Linked DNA regions of Homo sapiens: region 2 is linked to region 1. A link is an interaction called in ENCODE POLR2A ChIA-PET data of the cell type or tissue named here. Cell type or tissue: OCI-LY7. All regions are shown on one strand. Each heading gives the region's core, and the rest is flanking DNA. Links, peaks and the distances in the headings are about the cores only.

Region 1 (8,333 bases), core at 324-8,323:
TCACAGATAAGGACTCAGAGATTCAGAGAGATTAAATGAATTATCCAGAGTCACAACCTGGAATTGGGCAGAATGGTGGAACTGACATCTAAACCCAGGCCACAGGATGGCCAATCCTGCTTGTGGGGTTAGTAGAGTCTCTTGGGAGCCGTGATCTGGTTTTTCTTGGACTCCCCTGGGGCCCATGGCCAGATTGGCTCCCAGAGAGCTAACTGCAGGTGGGCTTTGAAATAATTCCACTTTGAGAGAACAAGGCGAATCCCCACCTTGCAAATCCCAGCCCCTCTGACTCTGTGCCGTCTCCTCCCTCCTGAGTCCTAGGCTATCACAGTGAGCACAGCTACACACTGAGTGTTTCCTGTTTGACCCTACAAATCTATTTTTCATCCTTGTCTTGCAGCCACTCCAGGAGGCTGGCCTTTATGGATATCTTTAGGTTCCCTATTCCTTTGACTTCTGGTTGGAATCAGCCCAGCACTGATCAGGTGGTTGGAAGGCGGGAGAGGGGAGAGGTGAGCCTACTTTGTCCCCAGCACCCTCACTGACAGTGGCAGGTTGGCAATGCCAAAGGCCACAGCCCTCTCCTGCAGCTTACCAGGACTTTCCAGACTCTGGTAACTGCCTCTTTCTTTGCTCTTTCAGGCCAAGAGCAGGTAACAGCCCCCAGTTGTTGTGAGCCTTAGGGCACATTGCTATCTCTTGGTTTTCCTTAACCCTGCCTGTATCTTTGCAAATTATCATGAATCTCTTTTTGCCCACCTTCTTTAAGCAAGTCCTCTGCTTCCTTCCAGGACCTGTGACTGACACAAGCTGCCTCATTCTTCCTTGTTTCGAATCTCCCATTTCTTAAAGGCATTTATGCAGATATTGAATCTTGTAATATTTAACAAAACAAAGTAAAACCAAGCTAGGGGAGAAGCAAAAAGGTAGGATTGTATAGGGTATGGTAAGAGCACTGAGCTTGGATGGAGGGGCTGAAGGCCCAAGTTTACCACTTACTAGCCGTGTTATCTTGCCAGCTCACCTGGTCCTGCTATTAAATAGAAATAAGAACAATTTTTGCCTTGTCTTCCCCATGACCCTCTGGAAGATCAAATGAGGCAATGTGGGAGAAAGCACTCGGTAAATGCTGAAGCATTTTCTGAGCATTAGGTGTTACTGTTTTTGTTTTTATCATACATGGCATTGAGACAAAATCCTCAAAAGGCCATGCACTGTAATTTCCAAGACACTCAGATTTCCCTGTCACCTCCATGCCTCCTGGATCAGGAGACCTGGCATTTGTGGAATCCAAGATTAACGTCCAGGGAGAGTTGGCCAAGCATGGGCCCACATGGCATAGCTAAAAATACTTTTGACCTCAGTGGGAGCATCTCAGTCCCCAAAAGGGGGTGGACCTGAGGGATAGAGGGTGTGAGAGGGAAATGACCTCCATTAGCTGGGGTTAGGAGAGGGCAGGGCGAGGGTGGTTGTCACCCTTCTTTTTAAGTGCCAAGGGGAACACTGGGTTGATCTCTCTCTCTCTCTCTCTTTTCCTGTGTGTTGCAGTGGTAGTTGGGGATGGAGATAAAGATTGATCTGAACATTTTGTACTTTTCCGTTAGGGTAAAGCCCACACCTTAAAGCTCTTTCTCACGGCCAAGCCTCTTAGGAATTTTCCCAGACTGCCATTGGAGATGATAGACACCTAGAGCCAGAAGGAGGCAATCCTAGGATCTTGATTTACAGTTGATTATAGAAGCTGACTTCAGTCTAGGCAGAATCTAATCCAGGAAACTTGGCTTAATATCCCCAGGGATGGGGAGCGAGAAGGCTCATTGTCTGTATAACCTAAAGATCAGTGGTTTCCAAACTGTAATTCTTAGAGCTCTAGACCCTTGCTTCTTAAAGTTTGGTCCATGGATCAGTGGCATTGACATAAACTGGAAAGTTATTAGAAATGCAGAATTTCAGGTCCCACCATTGACCTCTAAATCGGAACCTGCGTTTTAACCATACCCACTATGGATTTGTGTACACATCAAAGTTTGAGAAACACTGTTTTAGAATCCCTTTGGGGTACCTGAGAGAGTCACCAGTGGGTGAACTCAAGTTGTATATGGTAGGGTCCCATAAGAGACAATATTTGTGAAGGGAGTGCTGTTCGCATTTTTTTTTTCAAAGATTAAAAAGTTGAAACCAATGTGGTCCTTTCCTTCCTTTGTTAAAAAACGAAATTGTGTGGATGTTAGGACCCTGCTCCCGGTGTCTCCTTCTGGGCCACGCCCCTGACTGCCCTGCCTTGCACATTACCTCCTTGGATGCCTGAGTGCTTTGTGCCCAACACAAGCTTGGCACAAGGATGAGGCGGCTCCAGAAGTGAAGGGCTGTCTTAGGAGACTAACGAGACATTAGATTGTTTCCTAGGCCATGCCATTCCCGCCTCCAAAGGTCTAGCCTTGAGAGTGCTACCTGGTGAGGCAATGATGACACAAAATGGGAACTTGTCACGACCTGGGAGTTTAGAACTCAGCTTGGTTTTCTAAAGGGGGAGGGCAGAAGGGTGCAGAGCTTCCTCCTCTGTAGGTGGAACTATGCAGGGAGATTAGTGTTTGTTTTGTGAGGAACATCCTGGCAGGATCGGAAGAAGCACCGGGAACTGAGAAGAGATAAGCCTGCTTCCAGCTGGCATCTGGGCACAGCCCTGCAGTAGCAGGCTTTCAGGATTTCCAGAGGGAGTGCTTGGCGGCCTGCAGCAACGTCTTCTCAGCATCTCAGTTTGCTGCCATTATAAATAACTGTGATTTGCATTCCCTTCACATCGTATTCTGGAGGAGTTCAAAGCATTGTGCTACCAATTTCCCCTGGCCCACCCTCACACAGGTCCCTTAGAGGCAACATTCATGTCTTCCATTTTACAGAAGGGGAAACTGAGGCTCTAAGAAGTCATGCAAAGGTACCACCTATGTCTGCGCACATCTAGGACTGGCAAACTCTGGGAAGAAGCAAGCACCTTAGCACAGCCTCAGAGCCCCCAAGACATCAGCCCCAGACTATTTCTGGCCTGAACTCCAGCTTCTCTTCCTCCTTCAACCTACCCTCTGCCCAGACAACTCAGCCCTGCCTGCCTCCCTAAACTCACTAGACCCTCTAGTTACGCAGACACATTCCCTTCTCCCCTCTCCTATCTCTATATCTCACATACACGTTTTCACCTCTCTTGTGACACAATTGTCCTCTCCTGATTGGAGCTGTCTGACAACATGCTCCCTGGACAACTACCAGACTTCAAAACCCTGCAGGCAGGGGTATGGTTCAGCCCTTCAGCTCACAGCACAATGCTGTCCTCCAAAAATGCTTGTGCAATGATGAATTCATCAGAAGACAGAAACATACAAACTAGTGGATGAAACAGAGGGAGTCTGTATTTATAGAATCTCATGGGTAAAACAGTCATGTCGTTCAACAGTTCTGATACTATGGAAGAGCTCATTCTAAAAGCATTTGAAGTAGAGGCTGTTGTTTCCTATTAAAATAAAAACGCTTGCTGTACTTTGGGGAGGTCTTGAGAGACACCACCTGGCACTGGCCTGTGACTGAAGACACTTGAGTTCTATGAGTCTCAGGGTGTGTGTATGTGTGTGTGTGTGTGTTTAACTGAGAGTACTGAGATGATTTACTACCAGGGTTGTCATGAAGATGAAACAAGGTAAGGTACTTATACATGTTTGTTGCAGGATTGCCACTCGCTATGCCTTTGATACTTAACAGCTACTAGCTAGTCAGAGGAATCATCCGTTTTTCTCCTATCACAGAGCCCAAATAATTCATGGGGATAGAGGAGAAAAGGGCAATAGGAAACTTGAAACTGAGTCTTCCTTTTCAGGACATGAATGCTCTGGATCTTAGGAAATGGTTATCCAGGATTCTAAACCTAATGATTTAAAGAAATGGTGTCTGATATCCAGCCCCATGCTAAGCTCTTCCTTAGTTTCAGTTGTGTGACTTACTCACCAGTAATTCAGGAATTGAGCACGCCTGGACTCTGGGCCTGCGGTCTCCATCCTAGAGACCTTCACACTGGGCAACCAGAGGTGTGGGGTGGAGAAAGGACTGGCCTGGCATCCGTGGGACCAGGGTTTGTCCTCTGAATCATCTCTTGACCATGGAACATTCATTTCCCCTCTTTGGGCTTTAGCTTCCTTGTCAAATGAGAACCTGGACTAGCTGCTCCATAAGACCAATCACCATAGTTCTGTTATGCAAAATTGAGATGTTCACAGTCTCTGCTCCCCGGCATCTGCATTCTTCTTCCTTCTTGTCATGTCTACCCATCCTAATGACTAGGGTCAGTTGAGTGAGAAAAAGCCTGTAATATAGTGCTTTACATGTTTAAAGTGCTTTCATACTCACTTACCTTATTCTACCTTTACAAACAGGTCAACAGGACACACAGGTGGATGTCATAATCCCCATTTTATAGAATATAAGAATGAGTCTTAGAGATGGGGAGGGGTGCTCAGTAGAGGCAGAGCAGCACCTTTGCATTCCCTGTTCTGATTTTTTCTGCCAGTGACTCCCAGGACTGGTGGCGGTTATAGTGCTGGATTTGGTTCCCTGGACCAAAACAAAGCCCCTTCTGCTTCCTCATGATCTTTCTCCCACTGCCCATTCTCCCACTGCCCAGGTCCCAGTCACCTTAGTCCTTCTTGCTTGGCCTCCCAATAAGAGTAGGATGTGGTGGAGCTGAGTCCGGGGCAGAGCCACTTGGTGAAGTTTGACAGGGGTTGGTTTTACCCTTCTGCCACTTCCTCCTTCATCCTGTGCTAAAGTATTTCTTCAGGTTTCGCCTTTTGACCAAGCCTCCACACGAGGGTCTGGGAAACTTAGAGCTATTGTTCTGTGGGTATGCAGAGGCAGAATACTGAGAACAGAGACAGTGCACGGGGGCAACCTAGGCCAAGTGTGACAGTGAGACTTCTGAGATGCATGCTTGACTTGCTCTGATGGGTTGAAAACAAGTAATTGGGCAGAAAGTCATGCACCTGGAAGATAAAATGATAAGCTTCTAAAGTGGGGGCAGGGAGAGGTAGCACAATGCTTGCAATGAAAACAGGTGTATGCATTATTAAGCAGAATTAGTCAAGGTGAGTTGGAAGAATTTAGGCATCTCTGTTGAAACATTTTTCACACCCATCCTACTTTTCTTAACTACCACCGCCCTCTCACTTCTCATTCAGGAGGTTGCAAAAGCCTCCCAACTGGTCTCCCTGTGCCAGTCCTTTCCGGCTCCTTTCCACCCCGCAACATGGATCTCAACCTACCTGTTCAGCTGTATTCCTCAGTGCTCCCGTCTGAGCATGCAGTGCTGCAACCCAGGCAAACGACTCACTCTTCTCGTCCTGTACTTTTCCATCTCCAGCCTTTGCTAGTGTGTTTCTCCCTCTGCTTAATTCTCCTACCCTGCAAGTAGAAATCCAACCTCACTCTTTCAGGCCCACTTCAAATGCCACCTCCCCTGTGAAGTCTTTCCTAATCCTACCCTCTTCTTTCCTTCCCAGAGGAATGACCCCTCCCCCCTCAGGAGTGTATAGAACACTCGATTACTTGGCCTGCCCTTTAAGGGTTCCTATTGCCATCTACCTGGTATTTTAACTATTTCTGTGCATGTCCTATCTCCCCTACCAGACGGGGATCACCTTGCAGTCAGGAAAGGGATCACTTTCGAATTTGCATCCCTCAAAGTCTTGGCTGCTGTTTAGTTATCTGAAGAATTAATAAAGACATGAATGAAGAGTACTTGTTGGGACAGGAAAGAGAAAAGCTCTAGCATCTTAGCTTAAAACTCAAATTAAACTGGTGATGCAATTTGAGACACGTGTTGAGTGAAACGCAAATAAATATGTTCAAAGAAAGCTGGATCAGAAAGAAAAGAGCCTGGCAAGGGAGTGCAACCCAGGGGACCAAGAAAATAGGTATGAGGGAGAGGGAGACAGTAATGTTTGTTTTATGCTTGGTAACAGGAGAAGTCAACAGAAGCTGGAAGAAGCATTTTAGGGTGGGACTGAATGAATCACAGAGCTTCTATTTAACCCTTATATAGCCCCATATGTCTTCCCCAGTGTAGAAGCCGTAGGAAAGAAAAGTGTCTGCAGTATTAGTCGGCATCAAGAGTTATGATTACCTTTAGTCAGGCCAGTGAATAATTTTAACATGGGCACGGTATGATCCATGCCACTGAATGTTCACAGCCTACTTGGAAAAGACGACATGGTTCCAAGCAACCATGACAAAGTATATATTCAAATGTGCCTTCAGAATGTATAGAACACTTGCTATGGGACAGTGGAAGAGCCCACCAGTAATTCCAAATAGGAGAAGGTGGAAGCAAGCACGATGAGGGAGACTTTATGGAAAACATGATTTAGAAGCAGAGGCTTCAAGAATGGGCCCAACTTTCACCAGTCTCCGGGAGTGGTCCGTGAGAAGGAGTCACAGTACAATTCAAGCTAGAAAGGTTGCCGAGGAAGGCAAGCCTGATGGGCAGGGACAGAAGGGACTATAATGCCCAGTTGGGCAGCAATGCCAGCTCACCTTTTGGAACACTTGTGGGTATTGACCGACCTGTGTTTATGCACTAGAATGAGAAAGCTCACACTGTTTTGTGTGTGTGGTGAGTAGGAAAGGTAAGCAAAACTAGAAATTACAAAAAGCCTACTGAACAATGGAAAGCAATTCTCCCTCATCTGAACTCAGTTCCACCTGTGCAGGCGGAGTGCAGACGGTGAGTCCCTAAGGCAGGCCAGTGTTGGAAAGGGAGGCTTATCTTGGTCATTCATTGTCCCTTGGCTTAGGGAAAGTGAAGGCTAAAAGTAATGTGAGGAATGAGGGACTTTTCACTTTCAGCAGATCTTGTATATTTATTGCCTCATCTGCATAGGTAAATCAGAGTGGTCAGCAGTGCAGGGTGAGGCAGCGGTTAGCTGTGCAGCTGCATGAGGAGGCTCCAGCAGCGGCAGGGCGGGGAGTCCCCAAAGCCGCTTTTGGGACCCAGTGCCTGCGCCGTCTAGAGCTAGGTGGAAGAGAAGCGGGAAGGACAGAGGAAAGGGAAAGAGAGGCTGTGGCAGAGAGGAAAGGGCTCCTAGGTGTCATTTAGGACAATCCCTCTATTTTACACTTGGGAAAGCTGAAGTCAAGAGGTCCTTGTCCACAGTTACAGGGTCCTCAAGAATTAGTGTACGTCCTATCCCTTTGCACAACTGTGGTGGAGGAGAGGGATGGGAAAGGTAGACAACTAAAAGTGAAGAGTCCATGGGTCCTCCACAAGATATGCTGGCACGCCCTCCTAACCCGCTGTTCCCTGACGGTCAGCTTCTGTCTCTTACTTACTTACGTTTCAAATCAGTGTTCTCCAGGGCCACAGGACCTTTGGGGGAAATATGTTTTCCATCAGAAAGACATTCCTGATATCCATGAAATTTGCAAGCTTTCTTTGTAGTTATTGTTGTTTATTTTTGTTTTCCAGTTGAATGGAATCCTTTTAAATCTCTTTAATATTGCTTATGTGGGAAAATCATTCACGGTCACTTATGATTTCTGAAGGCTTTGGATGGCTAAAAAACTGATGAGCATTAAGAAATGTATGCTTGCTCCACAAATTTTACTTTACATTTTTGAAAGGATTAAACTGGATTTTATTTTCGGTTTTTAAGGTGGTTAAGCTGAGAGGCAGCTATGCTCTGTTGGGAAGAGCACTGACCTTGACCTCAGAAAACCTGTGCTCAAATGCTAGCTCTGCTATTATTGTTTGTTTGTTTTACTTTGGTCAAGTCCATTGATCTCTCTGAGCGTTAATTTCCTAATCTTTAAAATGGGGGTATTAACCTCTCCCTCATTAATTTGCTTATTTAAATTTATTTAACAGATAGTTAATGAGCTTCTATTAAGTGTCAGGTGATGTTCTTGAGACTGAGATAAAATTATAAACAAGACAGCTGAAATCCCTGCTTTCCCAGAGCTTTTAATAGAGATTAAAGGGGATAAGATGTATTGAAGAGTTTAGCACGGTACCTAGCATGGAGTAGCTGCTTAATACATTCTAACAGGGGAACTCTTGGAACACTGAGTCCCGAGACAGCTGTTTCAGTCTTAGCTGTGACATTGACTAGCTGGAATCTCTAGACACATAAATACTTTCCAGTACTTCCCCTGGGCTAGTGTGGCCTTCTTCCACATAAATGCTGGGGATCATTATTCATATAGGGTTTCCACAGACAGAGAACTACTTTGCTCAGGTGAGTCCCATTTATGTAGGGAGAAGACCAGAGTCACTGGCCCTAAACATGTCTATGGAA
Region 2 (8,333 bases), core at 308-8,307, 54 kb before region 1:
TACTGAGCTGATCTCATTAGTGCTAGGGTTAATCCTGAGGTTAATGTATATTCGTTAGATTTTTTTTGTTTGTTTCCTGGTGAAATATTTCCATCCCTAAGCTGAGTTACTCTGTAAACTTCGGCATGGATTTAGCTGCATTCTCACTGAAATGCAGTGCCAGTCAGTGTACAAAAAAAAGCCCTAAGATCTTCCTTTAAAAGGGCTATATTTGAGTGTTCAGGTCAGATAATAAGGCCCAGAGAAGGTACAGAAGAAATGAAGAGTCTGCACTTATGTGCCTGTAAATGTTTAACAAATGGCTCTGTGGGGTGAAGGGGAAGCCCTGTTTGTAGTATTTGCTGATTTCTGCTGTGTAAATACTCCCACTGTGCCTGATTTCAAGCTACCAATACGATGCTCACTGAATGTGGAGCTAGGAAGAGATGCCAGGGTCAGCTCTTGTGAGCTGGTACCTGTTGGCTCCCGTACACCGCTAGCCAGCAGTCAGAACAGACACAACGAGAACACACTTGGAGGAGAGGAGGAGTTGGAACTCAGATGAGGAGGTTAGGTAGGTGTGATGGTGAATGTGGGAGTGTCAGCAGCACACGAAGATAAGCAAGAGGTGGACAGGCTGAGCGGCAGCCAGCATCAAGCCAGCCATAATAAATGGTCATCCTAAGAAAGACAGCTACTATTCACTGAGCAATGCTATGTGTCAAGAATTCAGTCTGCTTTGTGATGTATTCTCACAGTATCTCTGCAAGGGTAATTTTATTCCTATTTAACAAATGAGGAAATTGAGGCCTAGAGAGATAAAGCAACTAGTCATGTAAGAAGTGGTTAGGTAAGAGTGCAAACCTGCTGTTTGTTTCCACTCTACCATCAAGCTAGGGGGAGGCTGGGAATAAGTCCTGTTCCTAGACAGGCAGGCTATGGAGCTGTTGGTGGTAGACTTTAATTCCAACAGTTTTGTAGGAATGAGGACCCTGGGTGGATTATGAAATCAGAGATAAGATGAGTCACTGGACCCAGGGTGCAAGGTCAGAAAGGGACAAACTTGATGCTGGGTCACCTGACTGCTAAATGTCCTCTCACTGAAGACAATAAAAGCCCTCAATCCTGGAGTGGAGCAGAGAATTAAGTTGAGAACTCTTGCAGTGTCAACCACGCAAGGTATCAGTGACCAAGTCCTTGTGGATGCAGTTGGGACTTCTGAGGAAATACCCTATATAGGATAACTATGGATATCTATGTTTTATATCAATAGGGGTCTACAGTCCTACAGAGCTGTAATACAGCCTACGGAAACGAGTTTGAAAATGGAAAACTATGCTGAATAAACTGCTTATGACCCAACATCATTCCAAAGCAGAGTTGAGACTATGGTATAGCCGTGCACAGTGTAAGGCATGAAGGTTGGACGAGGATCCAGGTGAGTTAGGTAATGGAAGAGGGATGTGACAAAGCGTGCAGAACCGAAAGCCTCAGGATGAGATGAAGAAGGAGTGAAGGAAGCCTGGGAATTATATTAAAGAAAACTAGAGGAAAACCACCTTTCAGGTAGAGGGTCAAGAAGGCCCAGGACTAAGAAGAGCCTGAAAGGTCTCCAGGGAATGTGACACTGGTGCAAAAGGGAAATGGAGTAATAATAAGTGGCTGATAAATCAGATTAAACTTTGCTGGTATTTGCTATCTGTAGATAGCTTATGTTCCTGAAGTTCCTTTCCTGAGTAGCAGAGTTTAATGGTGTCTCTTAACTGTCAGTATTCTGTGTGAGCATTGAGAGTTGAAAGATAGAATTACAGTGACACAAGGTGGGGAATTTATTATTCAAAGAAAAACCAGATTGAAGTGGGATGTTGTGGTTGTAGATGCCCTGTCTATGAAGGACAAATCTCCCTTTTCATTCTGGAGTGCAGTAGCCAAAATCTGTGCCATTACATGAGTGAGCCCTTTACTACAACAACCTTATGAGATAAGGTCTCCTATTCTTCCCATTTTAAATTACAGAGAAGGAAAGTTTACCCTGCTAAGAAATGGCAGAATTAGGATTTGAACCTCATATACCCTTTAGAACCTGAACCTATATTATTAGGGCAAACCATATAAAATTTTCTGGGTTTTTTAGTATTTTATATTGGATGTCGGTAATTCCCAATCACATTATTTTGACCCTCAGTGTACTGAGAATACCATAGAAGTAAACAGATTTTGCTGTTTCAAGAAGCAGAATAGTCAGTTTCAGCTGCAACACAGTGTCTTGTCTTTTGTCACTTGTGATGCTAGTGGTGGGAATAGAACTTTTTAAGGAGCAGAGAGGATAAACTTGTGAGATTTTCAAGCATGTGGAAGTGACTTGAATGGATTCCCTTTAGGCAATGGACACCTGGATAGAGATCCAGGAAGAGACCACCCAGACGGTGAGCTACTTGAAGAGCCAGCATGGTTTCTGGCAGACAGTGTTGGTTAATAAACAGTGAACACTGAACGTGTATGCCTGTGTCAGATTTCACACTGAGATGACATAGTAATATGGCTCTCCCCTGGTGTGTACATTCACTACTCACCAACTCAACATCTTGGCACAAGGTTGAAAGTTTGGACCAGAGCAAATTTTGGCAGAGCAAATGGTGTTGGGGTGGAAAAGTCAGCGTTTGCTCAGATTGTTCTTGCACTGTCCAAGCCAGGTGGCTTCAGGAACATTGTTCATACTTCCTAAGTCTTCTGTTAAGTGAGCAGGCTTATTCTTTCCAAAGTTCTCTCTAGATGGTTGGGAGGCTGTTAACAGCTTAGAGAAAGTCTTTGTGAGCAAAAAAAAGCAAAAAACAAAAAAACAAAACAAAACCCCACAAAACCAAAAACATTATTTGAGGTGGGGTATAAAATGTTTAATCTTGTCGGAAAAATAGGGAAGCAACATGGTGGCTAGTCTGGAATTTCTGAAAGGCTCACCATTAGGGAGATAGACAGTACGTGGGTCAAAAGGGAGAGTGAGAAAGCACTTCTGACACTTCACGCAAACCTGGCCCCATGCCTGAATGTCTATGGAAGCCACCTCCCTACTGCCTCTGCACTTTGACTCAGTACCTTCACCTGCTGCAGAGGGTGATTAGCAGCAAGGTCTACCACCACAGCTGTGGGCTTCCTGCTCCAGCCTGCCCTTGGGGCCTCCATCACCTCATTTCTTCTGGCCTCCTCCCCGTTCCCCATTTTGGAACAACTGTACATAATCCCCTCTCCCCTGCCTTCCCCCTCCCCAAACACCCCCACCTGCCCCTTCTGGCTCTGTGCCAGCAGCTGGCTGGTAAGCAGTGCCAAATCAAACAGATGTGTGTGGTATTGACCAGCACGTGTTACCAGGCTCCCTGTCCAGCCCCGTGCCTGATCAGGGCTCTCTCTCAACTGGCCGACACCAGAAACCCCCTCTCAGGGGCACTGCAGGGCCTGGAACAGAGAAATGGCGAGATGCTATTGCCTTCTGGACATCTTAGTCTCCCTTCTCCTCACCTTGCAATTCTTTTTATTTCTTTCAGTTCAGCACCTCTTCCCCTGACTTGTTTACTTGTCTTTTTTATTTACTTATTTTTAACTCTTCCTCATTAATCAAGCTCCTGAACATTTAAAGAATTACAGTTTAAAAAGGCAAAACAGGGTCTTTAAAACAAGCTTTAAAATTCAAGTTCTCTTAGATTTATAAAAGACATCACAATAGGCCAGAACCAGCCAGAAGAATAATAGCAGCTGGTCTTCTTCACCGCAGCTCGCCCAAGCCCAGGATCTTTAAGATGTCACTTCCTTCCTTCCTTTCTTAGTGGCATGCAAAATTCATGGTAATTCTCAGAAGTAGGTAGTCTTGCAAGCAAATGGCTTTGATTCTCTGTACAATTGGCTAATTCTACTCACTCCCACCTACCTGTCTGAGCGAGGATGACTTGAGAACAGCAGCAATTAACCCAAGAGAGCCCTGTGACAGATCAAAGCTCTCTGGAGCACTGAAATCTCATTGAAAATAAAATTATCGAGTCTAGCCTAATGATACAAATATTGTTCGGGTTTTAGAGTATATATATTAAACATAAGAAGTGAAACAGCTTGCATTCTTCATAGCTGCTACCTAAGAAACAATCCTCCCAACAATGAAAAGCAACAATATTTTAGTGATTCATACTAAAGATGATGATTTTTCCAAAATAATGGCCTTAAATGTTGATAATCAACAGTGCCTACCTGAATTCCACAGACATGCATGATTTTGGCATTTTTCAGTTGAATTGAAAATGCAAGATTACTGAATTTGGCCTTGTCTACGCTTCTGAATATTACTTAAGAGATCATCAACATGTAAGAAATATTAAATTATAATAATATGTTTCCTATTTTGATTTTGCCCTGATGTCCAGAATGCTCACTTGAATTTGATTCTCAATTCGATAATTACATTAGTCTTTGCCACATCTTTTTGCTTTAATCTAAATATCTAGTTCCTTTTTTTAAAAAAACCCAGGGTATAACTTCTTTTATGTTATAAATTGTCCAAAATTCTTTTTGGAAAAAGAGATGATATAATAAAAAAGAGAATTCAATAAAAATGACATCTAATAACAATGATGAGGATAATTCATGACACTTCACTTTCTACCTTTAATTAGTTATTTATGTACTTGTTGGAAGGCCCTCATTAGACTGCAAATTCCCTGAGGACAGAGCCAGGCCTGCTATGTCTCTGCATCTCCCATGGGGTGGGTGTTTAGTAAGATTCTGTTGGATAAATACAACCTTAGGATTAATTTTAGGGGAAATAAAATGAGGTTGTCCTTCTCCTTTCTTTTCCATGTGTTTCTCTTTCTTGTCTTTTTTCAGGGAAGACTATTGATATAATGTTTTACAGTCAGAGCAGAGCTGAGTTATATGGGGCTGCTTTTATATTGCTGGGTGAGATGTTACTTTCTCCTCTTTCCCCTTTGAAGCCCATTGTAAATTTTTTTCTTCCTCTACATTGTTCTCTCCCTCTTCCTGCATAATAGTCAGTAATGTTCTCCTACATAAATAATAACCACTTACATTTACATAAGCATCGGTAACACTGGCACATTCTTTCCAAAAAGGATTTGAGATGAGCGTCTTGGAGGATTTTTCCATTTTACAATGCACTCTCAGATGCTATAGCTGTTGTTGTTAACTAATAATTTATAGTGTACTTACCATGTGCCAGGCACTAGGCAAGGGCGTCTTGTACACTATCTCATTTAGTCCTCACAGTAATCCTATGGGGGAGCTACTGACATTGTCTGCATTTTCAATGCAAAGAAACGGTGAGGGCGTGGAACTTGCACATGTTCACACAGCCAGGATGGGGCAGGAATGGGATTTGAACCCTGGCCTCTGGCTACAAAACTGAGGCTCCTAACCTCTGAATCATGTTATCCCTTTGGGTCATTACTTCAACCCAGTGAAATAGGCAGAGGGGAGGAATGAGGATGAAAGTAGAGGAACAGCGTTTTCTGAGTGTCTATCAATGTCCAGGACATTATGCTTTCCTTACAATATCTCCTTTGGCCCCTCAGACATCCCACAAGGTAGACATCAATACCGTTAGCGCAAATGAAGAGACAGAAACTGTCTTAGTTAACTTGCTAGGCACTCAGATGAGAAGGCAGGGTTTTATCCCAGGTCTATTTGGTTCTAAAGTTCATATTTTTTTTTCCGTTGTACACGTGGAGAAACCGGCCCAAGTTTACACAGCAGGTTATCAAAAACAACACCAAATCTGGTCTTTTAACCGCCCTTTGAGGGTTCTGGTGTCCTACTGGGGTCAAAATGTGCAGTGCCTGGCTACTGAGTGTCCTTCCCTATGTAACCCTGTGGGGCAGAAGGAGCACTTTAGTATGAGTTGACAAAGAGAAATGCCATTGAATTTTCATCTCATTCAGAGCAGAGAGAGAGAATAGCTTTGGGAACCAGGCTAGTTTGAAACAAGGGCTCCTGAAGCTAATTAAAAGCTAGTCTGGAGCTGTGCTTTTCATTCCTTAAGAATGTTCGACCTCATTAAATAGGAAAAAGCATGTAGAATTTTCTGATTTTTTTCTAGGTTCTGCAGGGGATGGGGATGCTGAGTAAGTGAGACACGTTTCTACAGCTTCTAGCCTGCCCAGTGCCTGCAATGACATCGCTGTTGCTGATGAAGACTTACTGTTCTCAAGTGCTTATCACACTGGGAGGATGGCAACTGGGCAAAGCAGACACAGAAGGACATCATGCTGCTGACTCGTGGCTTCAGACTCTCAGTCTCCTGTATTCCTTCCTCCTGCAATTGCAGGGGGTGCACAAAACATTTGCAGGCATGAACGCAGTGAAGCAAATAGTTGTTCTTAGGAACAATTTCCCTTGGAGTCTTTCACAGACACCTGGAGCAAACTGGTGCTCAGGGGCACAAGGTTCCAGCTAAAAGAAACAGAAAAGTTCACAGGCTTTCCATATGTCCTCTGGAAAAAAACAGAAAGCCTCAAAGATTGTTCTAATGTTTGGACTTCAAGTTCACAGGAGTCAGCTGTAACTCAGAGGCCGTGTGCTCAAGCCATGAAGATGCCTGGAATTGAGAAGACAAGAGATCAGGTTGGCAGAGTCTTATACTGGATATCTTGTAGTTTTGATTTAGGAAACCATTTATGGAGCACCCACTGGGTACCAAACACTGTGCTAGCAGATTTGAGTATATCATATCTAATCCTTCCAAAGACTCCACAAAGTAAGTGTTCTTTTCAATTTACAGGTAAGGAAACAGGAACACCAGCTACAACCCTCATCTTCATGGCTTTTGGCCCTTGCTCAGTTAGTAGAGTACAGCCTGAGGAATCTTGGTTTTGCAAGGTGTTAGAACTGAAAGGGATATTAGAGCTCATGTCTACCTTTTGAGGATAATGGTGAAAAGAGATCCAAAGCCAGAAATGTAAATTAATTTGCCCAGGGACACAGAGCAGAGCTGACACATCCACTCAGGCCTCTGGTCCTGCATGTGGACCAGTCTTTTCTTCTCCATGTAACAGCAGGAGAGCAAAGAGATTAAAATGCCATCTGGGGTGGATGGAACAAATGTCAAGGCCTGCCCTGGCTCTCTCTCTAAGCAATGATTACCACAGACATGGCGGTTTTCAAAGGGCTTCTCACTTAATCTGCTCACCATTCCTTAAAAACGAGGAAAGGGGAACCTTTGAAGTTATGGAAGATAAAGTGACTTGCCAATGTACAATGATAAAAATGTGCATCTATGTCTATAAAATATGTTAAGCTCTTTAGAAGAAAGGTGAAGGAAGAGAGCAAATTGTTTTGGCATTTTCTTATTTCCATCATCTTGTGATCTAAGTTGTCTGACACTGCTAAATCATCCTTTCAAAATAGTGACACTTGTTTCTCTCCCTCTTTGATTTTTCTCCAAACTGCTTGGGGTTCCAGAGGACAGCTCTTCTAGAAATGTCCCTGTCTTATCTCACAAGGCCTGCAGGAAGTGTATAGTCTACAATCCCAGCCATGACATAAACACCAGTCTTTCTGAACCACATGCAGCATTGCCCAGCTCTGGCATATCGGAAATGAGAAATGGCTATATGTTCTGGGGTATGACTGCAGCACTGTGTGCAGGGTGCTTACCAAGCATTAGGGCCGAAAGGGGTTGAAGACTCCTTCAAACTCTTGTTTTCTGAATCAATTTTTACCTGTTTTTCTTCTGACCCGTCCTGATAAATTTTCAGATAGCAAACCTTTTGGTATAGTGACAGTCAAAGTCATTTGCAAAGCATAGAATAAGTGGTTTAGATGCTTAGGTATATTTTTCACTTTGAATGTTCATTCTGAGCCAGTTTTGTTTATGTATTAAAATAATAAAATAAAGGATTAAAGCCATGTTTCTAAGTTGAATGAAAAATAAGATCTATGCATATTTAAGGGTGTCTCCAAGCTACCCTTAGTCATGCTCCCTACACTTCAGCCACTGGATGCCTTGCTGACTCCTGAATAAAGCATGTTAATTCCCACTTAAAATACTGCTAATAACTTCTTCAGTTTGATATCAGTGCTTTACACTCTTACCATAAAGAATTCTAAGCTGGGCATTTCCTGAATTGAGTTAAACCTATCATGTTCATGATCTCACTTATCCCTCAAAGGGACTTATAAAATAGATAGGGAAGAAATGTTTACTTCCATCTTGCAGATGAAGATACTGAGGCTCAGATGAAATGGCCACCAGCTCAGGGTCACATGATATTCTAGATAGAAGAACAATGGGTCTCCTGAATTCCAGTCTAGAATTCCTTTCTCTATATTGCTGGGATTCGTGCTTAACTCTCCCAGAT

The links. ChIA-PET counts read pairs that join two places held together with the same protein. Peaks named below come from ENCODE experiments on the same cell type or tissue, not always from the same donor. Only the 100,000 strongest peaks of a DNase experiment are listed, where the experiment ranks them.
Region 2: POLR2A ChIA-PET joins it to region 1 with 28 read pairs; 3 of 35 experiments call an interaction of 5 or more read pairs at or near these places.

The regions. Positions count from the first base shown.
Region 1 is chr3:187,941,493-187,949,825 of GRCh38, reverse strand. No RefSeq gene overlaps it. Among named protein-coding and RNA genes, the nearest start is that of LINC01991, 31 kb to the left of the region's middle. In OCI-LY7, for the core only: a CTCF peak has its summit at 3,552; DNase peaks (open chromatin) are centred at 3,585, 4,245, 4,905, 6,975 and 6 weaker places; H3K4me3 peaks cover 6,717 bases; H3K27ac peaks cover 8,000 bases.
Region 2 is chr3:187,995,499-188,003,831 of GRCh38, reverse strand. LOC107986166 (a long non-coding RNA gene) reads left to right here. Exons shown (of 5, transcript XR_001741061.2): 4 at 1,253-1,417; 5 at 6,074-8,333. Among named protein-coding and RNA genes, the nearest start is that of LINC01991, 23 kb to the right of the region's middle. In OCI-LY7, for the core only: a CTCF peak has its summit at 3,538; DNase peaks (open chromatin) are centred at 3,241 and 3,801; H3K4me3 peaks cover 2,290 bases; H3K27ac peaks cover 3,044 bases.